Linked DNA regions of Homo sapiens: region 1 is linked to region 2. A link is a contact called in ENCODE Hi-C or POLR2A ChIA-PET data. All regions are on one chromosome and are shown on one strand. Each heading gives the region's core, a stretch centred on a gene start or an enhancer-like site at or near the end of the contact. The rest is flanking DNA. Distances are from core to core; before and after follow the strand shown.

Region 1 (6,459 bases), core at 1,563-4,062, 460 kb after region 2:
TTGTTCTTTTTTTTTTTTTTTTTTTTGAGATGGAGTTTCACTCTTTTTGCCCAGGCTAGAGTGCAATGGCGCGATTTCGGCCCGCAGAAACCTCTGCCTCCCGAGTTCAAGCGATTCTCCTGCCTCAGCCTACCGAGTAGCTGGGATTACAGGCATGTGCCACCACCCCGGCTAATTTTGTATTTTTAGTAGAGACAGGGTTTCTCCACGTTGATCAGGCTGGTCTTGAACTCCCGACCTCAGGTGATCTGCCCACCTCGGCCTCCCAAAGTGCTGGGATTACAGGCGTGAGCCACTGCACCCGGCCATGAAATGTTTTGATACAGGCATGCAACTTGTAATAATCACATCGTGGAGAATGGGGTATCCATCTTCTCAAGCATTTATCCTTTATATTACAAACAATCCAATTATACTCCTTTAGTTATTTTAATTAATTTTTGTGTGTGTGAGACAGGGTCTCACTCTCTTGCCCAGGATGGAGTGCAGCAGTGGCTCGATCACAGCTCACTGCAGCCTCGACTGCCTGGGTTCAAGCAATCCTCCTGCCTCAGCCTCCTTGTTTTGATTTTTAGATCCCACAAATAACTTGTGATGTTTGTCTTTCTATACCTGGTTCATTTAACATTTTCTTTTTCTTTTCTTTTCTTTTTTTTTTTTTTTGTGAGACTGAGTCTTGCTCTGTCACTCAGGCTGGAGGGCAATGGTGCCATCTCAGCTCACTGCAACCTCCACCTCCTAGGTTCAAGCAATTCTTATGCCTCAGCCTCCTGGCTAGCTGGGATTACAGGCGTGTGTCACCATGCCAGGCTAATTTTTGTACTTTTAGTAGAGATGGGGTTTCACCATGTTGGCCAGGCTGGTCTTGAACTCCTGGCCTCAAGTGATCCACCCGCCTCCGCCTCTGCCTCCCAAAGTGCTGGGATTACGGGCCTGAGCCACTGTGCCCGGCCCATCTAACATTTTCACTGTCAATCACAATGGGATTAAAACTCCTCCCACAGCCCCTAGGGCACCATGGGTCTGCTCCTGTCTCCCCTCCAACCTCATCTTCTTCCTCCCACTCTCTCCTTGGCCCCATCTGCTCCAGTCCCCTGGCCTCCTTCCTGTCTGTCCTCAGATGTGCCCAGCCATTCTCACCTCAGCGCCTTTGCACCTGCTGTTCCCCCCAGAGCCGCACATGGCTGGCTCCCTGTTCTCCTTCAGGTCTCTGCTCAGATGTCATCTTCCCAAAGAGGCCTGCCTCGACCTCCCCTGCTGCTGTGCCGTCCCCTCATCTGTGACCCTCTTGCACTATCACCTCCAGGACGGCGGGGGTTTTGTGTTTTGTTGTAGCCTCAGGAAGTGCCTGATAGATCCCTGTTTCGAGACCAGTTCCATTTGGTTTTCTGGGCCTCAGTTTCCGTAACCGTGAAGGAGACCCTCGGCAATCTGAGCTTGCTGGGAAAGGGCTGGGCCCCATGTAAATATTTCTAAAGCACCCCTCTCCCCTCCCCCCTCAGATCAGGAGTCTGAGGGAGAGGCACAGAGGCTCCCTTTCTCTAAGCCAGTCCTCACCTGCCTAAGAAGATGTGAAGGAGACCCAGGAGACCCTGGGATAGGGAGGAACTCAGAGGGAAGGGACATTCTTTTCTTCGTCGCAATCCTGGGAGCTCCCTGGAGGAGGAGACCCGATCAGCCTGCAATCCTGGCGCGTCCCAGGAGGAGAAAGCGGCTTCCTCTATACTGTACTCTCCTCCACAGAACCCCCCTCTCAGCCCTGGAAGTCCTTGCTCACAGCCGAGGCGCCGAGAGCGCTTGCTCTGCCCAGATCTGCGCGAGTCTGGCGCCCGCGCTCTGAACGGCGTCGCTGCCCAGCCCCCTTCCCCGGGAGGTGGGAGCGGCCACCCAGGGCCCCGTGGCTGCCCTTGTAAGGAGGCGAGGCCCGAGGACACCCGAGACGCCCGGTTATAATTAACCAGGACACGTGGCGAACCCCCCTCCAACACCTGCCCCCGAACCCCCCCATACCCAGCGCCTCGGGTCTCGGCCTTTGCGGCAGAGGAGACAGCAAAGCGCCCTCTAAAAATAACTCCTTTCCCGGCGACCGAGACCCTCCCTGTCCCCCGCACAGCGGAAATCTCCCAGTGGCACCGAGGGGGCGAGGGTTAAGTGGGGGGGAGGGTGACCACCGCCTCCCACCCTTGCCCTGAGTTTGAATCTCTCCAACTCAGCCAGCCTCAGTTTCCCCTCCACTCAGTCCCTAGGAGGAAGGGGCGCCCAAGCGCGGGTTTCTGGGGTTAGACTGCCCTCCATTGCAATTGGTCCTTCTCCCGGCCTCTGCTTCCTCCAGCTCACAGGGTATCTGCTCCTCCTGGAGCCACACCTTGGTTCCCCGAGGTGCCGCTGGGACTCGGGTAGGGGTGAGGGCCCAGGGGGCACAGGGGGAGCCGAGGGCCACAGGAAGGGCTGGTGGCTGAAGGAGACTCAGGGGCCAGGGGACGGTGGCTTCTACGTGCTTGGGACGTTCCCAGCCACCGTCCCATGTTCCCGGCGGGGGGCCAGCTGTCCCCACCGCCAGCCCAACTCAGCACTTGGTCAGGGTATCAGCTTGGTGGGGGGGCGTGAGCCCAGCCCCTGGGGCGGCTCAGCCCATACAAGGCCATGGGGCTGGGCGCAAAGCATGCCTGGGTTCAGGGTGGGTATGGTGCGGGAGCAGGGAGGTGAGAGGCTCAGCTGCCCTCCAGAACTCCTCCCTGGGGACAACCCCTCCCAGCCAATAGCACAGCCTAGGTCCCCCTATATAAGGCCACGGCTGCTGGCCCTTCCTTTGGGTCAGTGTCACCTCCAGGATACAGACAGCCCCCCTTCAGCCCAGCCCAGCCAGGTACTGCACGGGGCGGGAATCTGGGTGGGGGCCAGAGTAGGGGATTTCTGTGGGTGCTAGAGGCTTGGCTTGGGAAAGGGTCTGTGTGTCACCCCTTGCTCCACCAACATCCTCCTATACAAAGGCAGGTCGGTGCGTGGGAAGGTTGACCCTTGTGTGTCTGGGAGGCCCCTCCATCTGTGAGGCTGCCTGAACCCCCCACTGGGACCTGTGATTTCTGCGGCACAAGTCTTGGGTTATGGGGAGGGATCCGAGATGAAAGGGGTCCTGACAGCTGCCAACTGTCACCCCCTGCAAGGGGCTGTTGAGCCAGGCCTGTGTTCATTACAGTTTGTCGCCAACACTGGCGCCACAAGCCGTGGGAGGTGTGTCTGTCGCCTAGCAGAGTCTGCAAGAGCAGGTGTCGCAGGCTTTCTTTGCGTTTGCTACTGTGTGGGTCCCTGTGACCTTGTTTCTGACTTAGTAGCGGACACATGAGTGTCCTGGGCATGTCCTTGAGTTTGGAAGTGTGACTGTGTGACTTAGTTTACAGTGTGATCTGGGGAGTCTGCGGTGGTGGGGGTGTGTGGCTCTGGGGCTTTCTGCTTATGTCTCTTGTGGGGGGGGTCACCACCCTGCCTCAGTGCCCTCTCCTGGGGTGTCCCTGGCAGGGATTAGGGGGGCATCCTCTGAAGGGAGGGGGTCTGGGCTGCCATCCCAGGATGTCCTTGAGCCCCGAGGCCTGGACCCGTGTCCTCCCAGCCACCCTGGCCCACCTGTCTTGGGCCTGCTGACTTGGTGCAAGCCGAGCCCCGGAATGTGGGGGTGGGGCGGGGCAGCAGCTGGGGGTGGGATGGCAGGCAGTTGCCAGATTCTAAAAATAACCACCCTGGACAGCAGCACCCAAGGTCTTTGGCGGGTCCCTGTTCCTCTTCCCTGGCTTCAGCTCACCGTGGTCCCAATCTCCCTCCCACAATCCCACCTGCTTCCCATCCCCGTCTCCCACCGCTGCTGGAGGCCCCTTCTCCTTTCTGGGTCCCTTCTCCTTTCTGGGTCCAGTGAATAAAATAATAATAACAGTAGGACCTGGCGCAGTGGCTCACACGCATAATCCCAGCATCTTGGGAGGCCGATGCTGGAGGATCACTTGAGGCCAGGAGTCCCAGACCAGCCTGGGCAACATAGTGAGACCCCATCTCTGCAAAAAAGTAGTAATAACAAATAACAATAATAGCAGCCACCAGGGTTCCAGGCTCCAACTCCATGCCAGGGCCTGTGCTCAGCCAACCTCATGGCCAAGCTCAGAGGATCCTGGCAATCCTACGGGGCAGGCTCAGTTCACAGGAGACAGAGGTCCAGAGAGGCCTAGTGACTGGCCTGGGGTCACACAGCAGGGAAATGGCATAGGTGGGATTTGAACCTGCCTCTGACGACCCAGAGGCTGAGCTTTTCTTCCCTTCTGAGCCCTGTGGGAGAACTGTCAGCAGGCAGAGGTGGGGGCAGCTACCCAGCCCTCCCCCGACCCAGCCCTTTGTCTTTGGATTGATAATCCAAGAACCTGCTCACATACTCCCAGCAGCACCCTCACCTCCACCTTCTCACCAGCTCCTCGCACGAACCTTTAAAATAACAACAACAGGCCAGGTGCCGTGACTCATGCCTGTAATCTCAGCACTTTGGGAGGCAGAGGTGGGCGGATCACTTGAGTTCAGGAGTTCAAGACCAGCCTGGCCAACATGGCGAAACCCCAACTCTACTAAAAATACCAAAAAAAAAAATAGCCAGGTGTGGCACACGCCTGTAGTTGCAGCTACTCAGGAGGCTGAAGCAGGATAGTTGCTTGAACCTGGGAGGTGGAGGTTGCAGTGAACTGAGATTATGCCACTGCACTCTAGCCTGGGCGACAGAGCGAGACTCTGTCTCAAACATAATAATAATAATAATAATAATAGCAGCTAAGTGAAATAATGCTTATTGTGTACCAGGCACTGTTCCGAGAGCTACACCTGTATTCACACATTTAATCTTTTCAACACTCCCATGCGGCAAGTGCTGTTAGGATCCTCATTTTCTAGATGAGTAAATTGAGGCACAGAGGTTAAGCAACTTGCCCCTGGCCACACAGCTGGTTGTAGGTAGCAGAGCTGGGAATCAAACCCTGGGCTGATTCCAGAACCTACACTCTTACCCACACAAAATATTTTTCCAGCCTCCGGGAGGGGCCCGTTTTCCACCTGGGGAAATTGAGTTTCCAGCAAGAATGACTAGTCCAGGCTCACCCAACTGGGATACGGCAGAGCCAGGCCCTTGATCTAAGACTCCGGATGCCTTCCTGCTGAGACACAGGGGCTCAGAGAGAGGATTTCTCTTGCTCCAAGTTACACAGCCTGCCTGACCCCAACGCCTTGCCCAGTTCTCTTGCTGCTGTCTGCAAGATGCGAGCTAGGCGGGGCACAGTGGCTCACGCCTGTAATCCCAGCACTTTGGGAGGCCGAGGCGGGTGGATCACTTGAGGCCAGGAGTTCGAGACCAGCCTGGCCAACCAGTAGAGATGGTGAAACCCCATCTCTAATAAAAATACAAAAAAATTAGCCAGGCATGGTGGTGTGCGCCTGTAATCCCAGCTACTCAGGAGGCTGAGACAGGAGAATCTCTTGAACCTGGGAGGTGGAGGCTGCAGTGAGCCGAGGTCTCGCCACTGCACTCCAACCTGGGTAACAGAGTGAGACTCCATCTCAAAAAAAAGAAGAAAAGGCCGGGTGCAGTGGCTCACGCCTGTAATCCCAGCACTTTGGGAGGCCGAGGCGGGCGGATCACAAGGTCAGGAGATCAAGACTATCCTGGCTAACATGGTGAAACCCCGTCTCTACTAAAAATACAAAAAATGAGCCGGCGTGGTGGCGGGCGCCTGTATTCCCAGCTACTCGGGAGGCTGAGGCGGGAGAATGGTGTGAACCCAGGAGGTGGAGCTTGCAGTGAGCCGAGATCGTGCCACTGCACTCCAGCCTGGGTGACAGAGCGAGACTCCGTCTCAAAAAAAAAAAAAGAAGAAGAAGAAGAAAAAAGATGCCAGCTAATCTTCAATCTTCCCCTCCTGCCCTGCCCATCAGGTCTCCTACACCGCCACCATGCCATTCGGTAACACCCACAACAAGTTCAAGCTGAATTACAAGCCTGAGGAGGAGTACCCCGACCTCAGCAAACATAACAACCACATGGCCAAGGTACTGACCCTTGAACTCTACAAGAAGCTGCGGGACAAGGAGACTCCATCTGGCTTCACTGTAGACGATGTCATCCAGACAGGAGTGGACAACCCAGGTGAGCCTCCCCAGTGGAGCACTGAAGGGGCTACATGGGGGCTCTGGAGGCTGCCGGCCATGCCCCAATCCCACCACCCTTGAAGGGGGGGGGGCCTCAGTTTTCTCATCTGTAAAATGGGGCTGTTGTGGGAATCAATGCATTAATATACATAAAGGCTTGGGACAGTGCGAGGTACTCAGCAAACCACGCAATAAACATGCACGAGAATAATGTGAGATCCCCAAGGAGGTCGGTTCACCTCCTGAACCTCAGTCTCCTCATCTGAAAAATGGGCGCCCACGTTGTGAAAA
Region 2 (7,035 bases), core at 2,656-5,155:
AAGTCCTGGGTCAACGCTGTGGCCTTTGACCCCTACACCACAAGGGCAGAGGAGGCGGCGACAGCAGCCGGTGCTGATGGGGAGCGGAGCGGCGAAGAGGAGGAGGAGGAGCCCGAGGCTGCGGGCACAGGCTCGGCCGGGGGCGCCCCGCTCTCTCCACTGCCCAAGGCTGGCTCCATTACTTACCGCTTTGGCTCGGCGGGCCAGGACACGCAGTTCTGCCTGTGGGACCTCACTGAAGACGTGCTCTACCCGCACCCCCCCCTGGCCCGCACCCGCACCCTCCCTGGCACACCTGGCACCACGCCACCGGCCGCCAGCAGCTCGAGGGGTGGCGAGCCTGGCCCAGGCCCCCTGCCTCGCTCGCTGTCCCGCTCCAACAGTCTCCCGCACCCAGCTGGCGGGGGCAAGGCGGGCGGCCCGGGTGTGGCGGCAGAGCCTGGCACACCATTCAGCATTGGCCGCTTCGCCACGCTCACACTGCAGGAGCGGCGGGACCGGGGGGCAGAGAAGGAGCACAAGCGCTACCACAGCCTGGGCAACATCAGCCGGGGTGGCAGTGGCGGCAGTGGCAGTGGTGGGGAGAAGCCCAGCGGCCCTGTTCCCCGCAGCCGCCTGGACCCCGCCAAGGTGCTGGGCACTGCGCTGTGCCCGCGCATCCACGAGGTGCCCCTGCTGGAGCCCCTTGTGTGCAAGAAGATCGCCCAGGAGCGGCTCACAGTCCTCCTGTTCCTGGAGGACTGCATCATCACTGCCTGCCAGGAGGGCCTCATCTGCACCTGGGCCCGGCCGGGCAAGGCGGTGAGTGGCCCCACACCAGCCTGCCGGGGACCTGGCAGGACCTTTCGTGGGAAGAGGCAGGCATTGGCAGAGAGAGGGCTTTGTTGCTGTCACAGCCTCTGGCTCCGTGGGGTGAGGGGAAGCCAGGGAAATCTTAGTGTCTCAGTACAAGACCTCTCAGATCCTTAGAGTGAGGGGGTCTAGCCCTAGGCAGCAGGCAGCAGAAAGAGGGGTGGGTGTGAGAGCCAGCTAGGAATTGGGGCATCCAAGGCTGGCCGTCTGAAGGGCAGCAGATGGGCCCCACATGGCCAGGTCTTACTGCCTGTCACTCGAACCAGAATCTATTTCTGTTGAACATCTGTTTTTTAAATCGTGAAACTTTTTTGAGTACTTCAGGCCAAAACTAGGGGCGAGCTCAAGCCTGTGGGCATGGCTGCCAGCCTGGGTCTGGGACTCAGGATCTGAGCCTCCTGCTGAAGGCACAGGCTGGGAATCCCAGGCCTGGGTTCCAGTCCCACTCCCTCTGTGACCCTGGACAAGTCACTGCCCCCTCTGACCTCCAACTCATCACCTCTTAGAACAGAGCCTGTAGGATGGGCAGTGGGTGGATGTGCTTGCCTCCTGGGTGGGCTGTGGCGTTGGGAAGGTCATAGTAGGCGAATCAGGCCTGGCATCTTGTAAGTTCGGAGCTCGTCTTGGGTGTCTCAGCTTCTTAGGGCTTGGACTCAGTTGCCCAGGGTCCTGGAGGCCGTGGCTTGGTTCCTCAGATCCTCAGTTTTGGAATCGTAGAGTCCTGAGTCCCTAGAACTTGAGAGCACAGTCTGAGTGACTCAGAGGCAAGAGTGGTGGGATTTGGGGAGTCTGGTTGAGTCCTAAAAGAGACCCCTCTGTCTCCGTAGTTCACAGACGAGGAGACCGAGGCCCAGACAGGGGAAGGAAGTTGGCCCAGGTCACCCAGCAAGTCAGTGGTAGAGGTAGGACTGTCCCTGAGTTCTTTCCCCAGCACCTCAGGGTCCCTCCCAAGTTAGAAGGGAGCTCCAGTTTCCCCCTCCCCTCCCACCCTTACCCTTACCCCATGGTCTCACTCAGGATCCGCCAAGGACTTTGATTATTGCGTGAAAGTGCTGACTGCCAGGACAGGAAGCTAGCTAAGATGCAAGTTCCCAGCCTAGAGCAGTGGCCTCTGGGGGGTCTAGGGCGGACCCAAGGGCAAGGCCAGGGTGGCAGCAGCTTTGGGGACTCTGGGCTGGCTCCCTCCCCTTGACACTGGCTGAAGCCCAGGTGGTCTCTAACCCCTCCCATCTCTCCCTCTCATCTTCCCCAGGGCATCTCCTCCCAACCAGGCAACTCCCCGAGTGGCACAGTGGTGTGAAGCCATGGATATCGGGCCCCCCCAACCCCATGCCCCCAGCCTCCTAGCCATAACCCTCCCTGCTGACCTCACAGATCAACGTATTAACAAGACTAACCATGATGGATGGACTGCTCCAGTCCCCCCACCTGCACAAAATTTGGGGGCCCCCCAGACTGGCCCGGACACGGGCGATGTAATAGCCCTTGTGGCCTCAGCCTTGTCCCCCACCCACTGCCAAGTACAATGACCTCTTCCTCTGAAACATCAGTGTTACCCTCATCCCTGTCCCCAGCATGTGACTGGTCACTCCTGGGGAGAGACTCCCCGCCCCTGCCACAAGAGCCCCAGGTCTGCAGTGTGCCCCTCAGTTGAGTGGGCAGGGCCGGGGGTGGTCCAGCCCTCGCCCGGCCCCCACCCCAGCTGCCCTTGCTATTGTCTGTGCTTTTGAAGAGTGTTAAATTATGGAAGCCCCTCAGGTTCCTCCCTGTCCCGCAGGACCTCTTATTTATACTAAAGTTCCCTGTTTTCTCAGCGGGTCTGTCCCCTTCGGAGGAGATGATGTAGAGGACCTGTGTGTGTACTCTGTGGTTCTAGGCAGTCCGCTTTCCCCAGAGGAGGAGTGCAGGCCTGCTCCCAGCCCAGCGCCTCCCACCCCTTTTCATAGCAGGAAAAGCCGGAGCCCAGGGAGGGAACGGACCTGCGAGTCACACAACTGGTGACCCACACCAGCGGCTGGAGCAGGACCCTCTTGGGGAGAAGAGCATCCTGCCCGCAGCCAGGGCCCCTCATCAAAGTCCTCGGTGTTTTTTAAATTATCAGAACTGCCCAGGACCACGTTTCCCAGGCCCTGCCCAGCTGGGACTCCTCGGTCCTTGCCTCCTAGTTTCTCAGGCCTGGCCCTCTCAAGGCCCAGGCACCCCAGGCCGGTTGGAGGCCCCGACTTCCACTCTGGAGAACCGTCCACCCTGGAAAGAAGAGCTCAGATTCCTCTTGGCTCTCGGAGCCGCAGGGAGTGTGTCTTCCCGCGCCACCCTCCACCCCCCGAAATGTTTCTGTTTCTAATCCCAGCCTGGGCAGGAATGTGGCTCCCCGGCCAGGGGCCAAGGAGCTATTTTGGGGTCTCGTTTGCCCAGGGAGGGCTTGGCTCCACCACTTTCCTCCCCCAGCCTTTGGGCAGCAGGTCACCCCTGTTCAGGCTCTGAGGGTGCCCCCTCCTGGTCCTGTCCTCACCACCCCTTCCCCACCTCCTGGGAAAAAAAAAAAAAAAAAAAAAAAAAGCTGGTATAAAGCAGAGAGCCTGAGGGCTAAATTTAACTGTCCGAGTCGGAATCCATCTCTGAGTCACCCAAGAAGCTGCCCTGGCCTCCCGTCCCCTTCCCAGGCCTCAACCCCTTTCTCCCACCCAGCCCCAACCCCCAGCCCTCACCCCCTAGCCCCCAGTTCTGGAGCTTGTCGGGAGCAAGGGGGTGGTTGCTACTGGGTCACTCAGCCTCAATTGGCCCTGTTTCAGCAATGGGCAGGTTCTTCTTGAAATTCATCACACCTGTGGCTTCCTCTGTGCTCTACCTTTTTATTGGGGTGACAGTGTGACAGCTGAGATTCTCCATGCATTCCCCCTACTCTAGCACTGAAGGGTTCTGAAGGGCCCTGGAAGGAGGGAGCTTGGGGGGCTGGCTTGTGAGGGGTTAAGGCTGGGAGGCGGGAGGGGGGCTGGACCAAGGGGTGGGGAGAAGGGGAGGAGGCCTCGGCCGGCCGCAGAGAGAAGTGGCCAGAGAGGCCCAGGGGACAGCCAGGGACAGGCAGACATGCAGCCAGGGCTCCAGGGCCTGGACAGGGGCTGCCAGGCCCTGTGACAGGAGGACCCCGAGCCCCCGGCCCGGGGAGGGGCCATGGTGCTGCCTGTCCAACATGTCAGCCGAGGTGCGGCTGAGGCGGCTCCAGCAGCTGGTGTTGGACCCGGGCTTCCTGGGGCTGGAGCCCCTGCTCGACCTTCTCCTGGGCGTCCACCAGGAGCTGGGCGCCTCCGAACTGGCCCAGGACAAGTACGTGGCCGACTTCTTGCAGTGGGGTGAGTGCCTACCCTCGGGGCTCCTGCAGATGGGGTGGGGGTGGGGCAGGAGACAGGTCTGGGCACAGAGGCCTGGCTGTTGGGGGGGCAGGATGGCAGGATGGGCATGGGGAGATCCTCCCATCCTGGGGCTCAGAGTGTGGACCTGGGCCCTGGGGCAACATTTCTCTGTCCTATGCCACCACTCTGGAGGGGCAGAGTAAGGTCAGCAGAGGCTAGGGTGGCTGTGACTCAGAGCCATGGCTTAGGAGTCACAGCAGGCTAGGCTGCCAACAGCCTCCCATGGCCTCTCTGCACCCCGCCTCAGGGTCAGGGTCAGGGTCATGCTGGGAGCTCCCTCTCCTAGGACCCTCCCCCCAAAAGTGGGCTCTATGGCCCTCTCCCCTGGTTTCCTGTGGCCTGGGGCAAGCCAGGAGGGCCAGCATGGGGCAGCTGCCAGGGGCGCAGCCGACAGGCAGGTGTTCGGCGCCAGCCTCTCCAGCTGCCCCAACAGGTGCCCAGGCACTGGGAGGGCGGTGACTCACGCGGGCCCTGTGGGAGAACCAGCTTTGCAGACAGGCGCCACCAGTGCCCCCTCCTCTGCGATCCAGGAGGGACAACTTTGGGTTCTTCTGGGTGTGTCTCCTTCTTTTGTAGGTTCTGCACCCACCCCCACCCCCAGCCCCAAAGTCTCGGTTCCTATGAGCCGTGTGGGTCAGCCACCATTCCCGCCACCCCGGGTCCCTGCGTCCTTTAGTTCTCCTGGCCCAGGGCCTCCAACCTTCCAGCTGTCCCACAAAACCCCTTCTTGCAAGGGCTTTCCAGGGCCTGGGGCCAGGGCTGGAAGGAGGATGCTTCCGCTTCTGCCAGCTGCCTTGTCTGCCCACCTCCTCCCCAAGCCCAGGACTCGGGCTCACTGGTCACTGGTTTCTTTCATTCCCAGCACCCTGCCCCTCTGGCCCTCATATGTCTGGCCCTCAGTGACTGGTGTTTGGTTTTTGGCCTGTGTGTAACAAACTGTGTGTGACACTTGTTTCCTGTTTCTCCGCCTTCCCCTGCTTCCTCTTGTGTCCATCTCTTTCTGACCCAGGCCTGGTTCCTTTCCCTCCTCCTCCCATTTCACAGATGGGAAGGTGGAGGCCAAGAAGGGCCAGGCCATTCAGCCTCTGGAAAAACCTTCTCCCAACCTCCCACAGCCCCTAATGACTCTCCTGGCCTCCCTTTAGTAGAGGATGAAGTTGGGTTGGCAGGGTAAACTGAGACCGGGTGGGGTAGGGGTCTGGCGCTCCCGGGAGGAGCACTCCTTTTGTGGCCCGAGCTGCATCTCGCGGCCCCTCCCCTGCCAGGCCTGGGGCGGGGGAGGGGGCCAGGGTTCCTGCTGCCTTAAAAGGGCTCAATGTCTTGGCTCTCTCCTCCCTCCCCCGTCCTCAGCCCTGGCTGGTTCGTCCCTGCTGGCCCACTCTCCCGGAACCCCCCGGAACCCCTCTCTTTCCTCCAGAACCCACTGTCTCCTCTCCTTCCCTCCCCTCCCATACCCATCCCTCTCTCCATCCTGCCTCCACTTCTTCCACCCCCGGGAGTCCAGGCCTCCCTGTCCCCACAGTCCCTGAGCCACAAGCCTCCACCCCAGCTGGTCCCCCACCCAGGCTGCCCAGTTTAACATTCCTAGTCATAGGACCTTGACTTCTGAGAGGCCTGATTGTCATCTGTAAATAAGGGGTAGGACTAAAGCACTCCTCCTGGAGGACTGAGAGATGGGCTGGACCGGAGCACTTGAGTCTGGGATATGTGACCATGCTACCTTTGTCTCCCTGTCCTGTTCCTTCCCCCAGCCCCAAATCCAGGGTTTTCCAAAGTGTGGTTCAAGAACCACCTGCATCTGAATCTAGAGGTACTGGATACAACCCCACGTCTGGGCCGTTACCCAGGACATTCTACATGAGAACGTGGGGGTGGGGCCCTGGCTGCACCTGAACTGTCACCTGGAGTCAGGGTGGAAGGTGGAAGAACTGGGTCTTATTTCCTTCTCCCCTTGTTCTTTAGGGTCTGTCCTTCTGCAGACTCCGTTACCCCACCCTAACCATCCTGCACACCCTTGGAGCCCTCTGGGCCAATGCCCTGTCCCGCAAAGGGCTTCTCAGGCATCTCACCTCTATGGGAGGGCATTTTTGGCCCCCAGAACCTTACACGGTGTTTATGTGGGGAAGCCCCTGGGAAGCAGACAGTCCTAGGGTGAAGCTGAGAGGCAGAGAGAAGGGGAGACAGACAGAGGGTGGGGCTTTCCCCCTTGTCTCCAGTGCCCTTTCTGGTGACCCTCGGTTCTTTTCCCCCACCACCCCCCCAGCGGAGCCCATCGTGGTGAGGCTTAAGGAGGTCCGACTGCAGAGGGACGACTTCGAGATTCTGAAGGTGATCGGACGCGGGGCGTTCAGCGAGGTAAGCCGAACCGGGCGGGAGCCTGACTTGACTCGTGGTGGGCGGGGCATAGGGGTTGGGGCGGGGCCTTAGAAATTGATGAATGACCGAGCCTTAGAACCTAGGGCTGGGCTGGAGGCGGGGCTTGGGACCAATGGGCGTGGTGTGGCAGGTGGGGCGGGGCCACGGCTGGGTGCAGAAGCGGGTGGAGTTGGGTCTGGGCGAGCCCTTTTGTTTTCCCGCCGTCTCCACTCTGTCTCACTATCTCGACCTCAGGTAGCGGTAGTGAAGATGAAGCAGACGGGCCAGGTGTATGCCATGAAGATCATGAACAAGTGGGACATGCTGAAGAGGGGCGAGGTGAGGGGCTGGGCGGACGTGGGGGGCTTTGAGGATCCGCGCCCCGTCTCCGGCTGCAGCTCCTCCGGGTGCCCTGCAG

Evidence for each region. Hi-C counts contacts between places; a loop is a spot of excess contacts on that map. ChIA-PET counts read pairs that join two places held with the same protein, here RNA polymerase II (POLR2A). Pooled maps may share reads with other maps.
Region 1: a map of gastrocnemius medialis shows a loop between it and region 2 (2.1-fold over the local background). The contact joins the promoter of CKM here to the promoter of DMPK in region 2. A Hi-C loop is called at or near these places in 2 of 168 maps with a recorded cell type or tissue (gastrocnemius medialis and sigmoid colon) and 1 of 50 pooled maps. POLR2A ChIA-PET finds 5 or more read pairs at or near these places in 1 of 52 experiments (Panc1).

The regions. Positions count from the first base shown.
Region 1 is chr19:45,319,228-45,325,686 of GRCh38, reverse strand. It overlaps CKM (creatine kinase, M-type), which reads left to right and starts at 2,812. Exons shown (of 8, transcript NM_001824.5): 1 at 2,812-2,866; 2 at 5,956-6,166. The coding sequence starts at 5,974. RefSeq lists an enhancer at 1,846-2,088.
Region 2 is chr19:45,779,360-45,786,394 of GRCh38, reverse strand. It overlaps DMPK (DM1 protein kinase), which reads left to right and starts at 3,905. Exons shown (of 15, transcript NM_004409.5): 1 at 3,905-4,202; 2 at 6,526-6,617; 3 at 6,873-6,956. The coding sequence starts at 4,043. DMWD (DM1 locus, WD repeat containing) reads left to right here. Exons shown (of 5, transcript NM_004943.2): 3 at 1-801; 4 at 1,680-1,754; 5 at 2,105-3,448. The coding sequence ends at 2,152. RefSeq lists a silencer at 6,674-6,843.